2 separate regions of the Homo sapiens genome follow, and region 1 is linked to region 2. A link is a loop called in an ENCODE intact Hi-C map of the cell type or tissue named here. Cell type or tissue: GM12878. All regions are shown on one strand.

Region 1 (2,500 bases), 210 kb before region 2:
AAACAATCTCTAGAAAAAAAAAGAAAGCTGGAGGCATCATAGTTCCTGATTTCAAAATATATTACAAAGCTACTGCAATTAAAACTGTATTGTATTGGCTTAAAGATAAACACATAAATCAATGGAATAGAATGGAGAGTGCAGAAATAAACACACACACATATGATTAATTGATCTTTGACAAAGATGCTAAGAATACACAGTAGTTTCTTCAACAAATGTTAGGAAAACTGGATATTCACATGTGTATATTACACCACACACAACATTCAACTCAAAATAGATTAATGACTTACATGTAAGACCTGGCCAGGGTTGGAGGCTCACACCTGTAATCCCAGCACTTTAGGAGGGCAAGGTGGAAGGATCACTTGAGTTCAAGAGTTCGAAATCAGCCCAGGAAACACAGAGAAACCCTGTCTCCACAAAAAATAGCCTGGTGTGGTAGTGCACACTTGTAGTTACCTGCAGTTACTTGGGAGGCTGAGATGGGAGGATCACTTGAGCCCAGGAGGTTGGGGCTGCAGTGAGCTTTGATTGTGCCACTGCACTGCAGCTGAGTGACAGAACAATATCTTGTCTTTAAATAAATAAATAAATGTAATACCCCAACTATAAAACTTCTAGAAGAAATCATAGGGAGAAAGCTTCATGATAATGATCTTGGCAGTGATTTCTTGAATACAACACCAAAAGCACAGTCAACAAAAGTAAAAAATAGACAAGTGGGACTACATAAAATTAAAAAGTTTCTGTACAACCAAGGAAATAATCAATAGAGTGAAAAAACGTATAAAATCAGATAAAATATTTGTCAACCATATTTATGACAAGCCGAAACATATAAGGAATTCCCACAACTCAGTAGCAGAAAAACACTAAAATGCTAAAATAGCTGAGAATTTCATCTTAATCCTGTTATTTAATTTCATCAGTGAAATCGAAATCAACTCTTCATTTGAATATATTCTGTCTGAAGTCCTCATATGAATTTTCATTGCAAATGTTTATAAAAACTACCCCTGACATTATTTATTACATTTGAATTTTATTTAATATAATTAATAACGTGTAAGTGTAACTTCTCAAGACGTCCATAAGGTGGCAGTGTGCACTTCCGTAGTGGCGGTTGAGCAGCAGCGCAACAGAAAATCAGATAAACATCTACGCGACCACGTTCTGCTGCCAAGGCTCTGAAGCCCCCCTGCCCTAGACCATTTGGAGCATCAAACATGTAAAGAGTTCTGAGCTCATACCCGGGGGCTCGGCGTTGTCTTTTCTGTTGCTCATCATCTTACGCCCCAGTTCTAAAATGACACCCCCATTTGGAAATGCATGAACCTCTGTAATTCACACGTACCCAGGTGGTCCTGCAGCCTAGTTTCCAGTTTTAGGTCTCAGTTCCGAGTGGAAAGCATTTCCTAGCAGCCTGACAATACAGCCAGAAAGCATGTTATGGGGTAAGGTGATAAATATTTGCCATATGAGCCGTCCCCCACCCTCCCACTTTTGTAGCAGACGTTACTAATCAATCATGATAGTTCGTGCTACTCAGCCTCCCCCTTTCTCAGCAGAACCCCAAAAGCTCCGACACAGGAGAGTCCCTGTCTTTAGAAGTGGGAGCCGATGCCCAGAAATCCCTAGGATTCCAACACAAGTATGGAGGTGTCGTCACACATCAACCATGAACAGCAAGAATAACCCCTCAAGACTAGACCCCGCACAAAGCAGGGACTACCCCACTCCTTCTCTCATTAATCCTACCACACTCTCTACCATGGCCCCTGAGGACCTAAACTGTATTTTGCATTTTCAACCAAATTGATATTATTTTTATTAGCATAATCAATTTTTCTTCTCTCCTGAATTACTTTCCATTAGCATTTTAATCTCTGATGGCACAGTATTTTTTTAATTCTCTTGTATATCAAAATTTTAACTTTCCCCAGAAGCAAATGTAGGATTTGATATAAGTCTGGATCCCAAAACGGAACTCCCAGAAGACCTCGATTACAACCAAAGACCTGGATTATAGTTCCATCTTGAAAGTTATTTCTAGAAGATGGATCTGCCATCCAGAACGGGGAAATGAGGCTGGGCAGAATAGCCCTAAAAAGGAGTAGGGAGATGAGAGAAAGGAAGAAAAATTGCTGGTTCATGGCCATCGACATTATGCTTTCTTCAAGTGAAGATCTATGATTTGATTAAGTTCCTGATTCTAGAATGGCATCTAGGCCTAGGACAAACATCCCCAACTGGGGAAACTGGTCTGGGAAAAATATCCTCAACCTTGTCTTGGGGCAGAGGTGCAGGTGATGATGATGGCAGTGTCAGCAAGTACATCCAGGGACCAGATGGTGCCAGGGTCACTGCAGTGGCAGCATCAGAGCTACCAGGAGAAGCCGTGGGGTGGCACCCCACGCCCACAGTGGGTGGAAGAGGAGAAGCGTGACTCCCCAGGAAGCCTCAGCTGTGATAAGGGCTGAGAAGGCAGCTGCCA
Region 2 (2,500 bases):
ATATCTAACAAAATATGTACAGATCTTATATGCTGAAAACTACAAATATTAATGAAGGAAATCAAAGAATACTGAAATAATGGAGAGACCTTACATGTTCATAGATCAGAAGATGCAATATAGTAAAGCTGTCAGTTCTTCCTAAATTAACATACAGGTGAAATTTGTAGACAAAAGTTTACAGCATCTTTATGCATAATAACCCAAAATGAGAAACAACTCAATATCCTTCAACAAACGTGCGGTTAAGCAAATTGTGGTACTTTGTACAATGGAATATTACTCAACAATAAAAAGGAACAAACTATTAATCCACACAATGGTATGAATAAATCTCCAGAGAATTGTGCTGAGTGAAAAATGCCAATGCCAAAAGATTATATAGTGTATGAATTCATTTATATAATATCCTTGAAATGACAAAAGTGTAGAAATGGAAAACAGATTCATTGTTGTCAGTGGTTAAGGAGGGAGTGAGGGTAGGAAGGAAGTGGATATCACTATCAAACAAATCTCAGGTGTATTCACTTTCCCTGTAATGAGGGCATGTTTCCTTTTCATTCTAGTGAACTTACATAGAGTCATTTTCATACAAAGTATATACATCTTTTCAAAATGCACTTATGCACAGCTAAATTGTGGAAAACCAACTACACAGAAAAGTCTTTTATTGAGAGCCTTTCTTTCTAAGGCCCCACAGAATCAGAGAATCATTTTTCTAATGATTTCGGTGCATTTAATATGATTAAGCACATTTTTGTAATGAGATAATATGTTGCTAATGGGCTGAAAATTTTATAAATGACATAAAAATTTAAGGAACAATTATGATTATCCTTACAGTCATCACTATTTTGACATGTAGATTCATATGCACTATTTTGACATTGTATTTATTGAAGAAATATAATTAACTATCTATTATCTCTTCTCAAGACTCAGGAACAACTTAAGATTTTACCATATTGTTAAGTGCAAAGTGATTCAGGAAATTTTATTCCCGTGTTGTTTTATTTTTCTTAATAAATATTTAATGTTTAGCCATTATTTTGTGACACAATTATTTTGAGGAAACAACAAGCCATATTATATTCTTAAAATATCGTCATCTTAAGCTCTATTTAATTAGAATAAACCCGTTCATTTTGCTGACTAATTCAAGATAAAAAACAACTTGATGAAATTTGTTTCTAGAGCATTATCATTATGCTAAGAATTGTATTATAATACTGTTAAGAATAGTGATATAATGCCATCTACTTGTTACTTTGGAAAATAACTTACTGAGAAAAATAACTGCTAAAAAAATTGCAACCCACAAAATTTTTCAAATATATTTTAAATTATTATGTCAGAGATAAAATAACAACCACCAGGTATTTTTCTGTAATTTTTCAAATATTTTAAACGTCAAATCTTCAAAAGTCACAAATGTATTCATTGTAACACACATTGTTATTTTTTCAGTTGAAATTGTATCAGCACTGTCCCCAAATGCCCTAGCTGCTCTCCCATATTTAAAAAGTACACTCCATGAATGTTTATACTTTACCAAAGTATTAATAGTTTTGATAGTGTTAATTATTTTAATGATGTAAATTTTTGTGGTTTATGTAAGAAATGTAGTTAGACTTAAACCCTAAAACTTTATAATAAACACAAAAGTATTTCTTTGCTTTTCTTTTAATAAGTAATCATGAAATAAACTTTTCATTTAATCCTTCATTAAGCTACATTACCTAAGAGCATTTTACTTGGGCTACATGCTAGATTGGTAAAAACAAATAAGACATGATCTCTCCCTAATGAAGTTCTAAATTTATAGCATAAAATGAATATATCATTTATAAGTACCATGTGCTAATCTACTGTGCAACTGGAGATACTAAAGATGCCATTTAAATTAAATGCATGGCATTTCTATATATATTTTACTTCAGTTAGTCCAATAACATTTTAATAATAAGTAATAGTAAGCTAACTTACATAGTAAATGTGCCAAGCATTTGCATATAATTCATTTTGAAGTTTTTTTAACATTTTCTTTTTCAATATAGAATGATGAAATTCAAATAATACATAAAGTTGCATTATAAAATATCTGAAAGAATAAAAAATTTTAAATACATTTACAATGTATTTAATTATGTGATAATTTATACCAACAAAAATACAGTATATATTTGAAATTGATGGGTTATTTTAACAAAATCAATTCAAGATTAAGGAGAAAACATAAATAACATGAATATACCAGTAATCATAAAAGAAATGTAGAAGTTAGGCAAGCTACACTCTCAAAATGAAAACATACCCAGATATGTTTACAGCATGTTTTATTAAACCTAAAGAAAGGCATATTTGTTGTTACCTAACCCGTTCCAAAACCAGAAGGAAAACACAGAAAGTTAACACCTCACTTACAGGAAGAGAGAAAAGCTATTGTATCTCATTCTGATGCCAAAATCAGCCAAGGAGAGCACAGTTATCACACCATCCC

What was found. Peaks named below come from ENCODE experiments on the same cell type or tissue, not always from the same donor. Only the 100,000 strongest peaks of a DNase experiment are listed, where the experiment ranks them.
Region 1: it touches region 2 in a loop (9-fold over the local background); 39 of 110 quality-filtered maps call a loop at or near these places.

Annotation. Positions count from the first base shown.
Region 1 is chr7:37,832,345-37,834,844 of GRCh38, reverse strand. No RefSeq gene overlaps it. Among named protein-coding and RNA genes, the nearest start is that of NME8, 15 kb to the left of the region's middle. RefSeq lists an enhancer at 2,257-2,356. In GM12878, CTCF peaks have their summits at 1,113 (motif pointing right) and 2,401; no DNase peak of the experiment used is centred here; H3K4me3 peaks cover 328 bases; H3K27ac peaks cover 400 bases.
Region 2 is chr7:37,625,226-37,627,725 of GRCh38, reverse strand. No RefSeq gene overlaps it. Among named protein-coding and RNA genes, the nearest start is that of GPR141, 57 kb to the left of the region's middle. In GM12878, no CTCF peak of the experiment used is centred here; no DNase peak of the experiment used is centred here.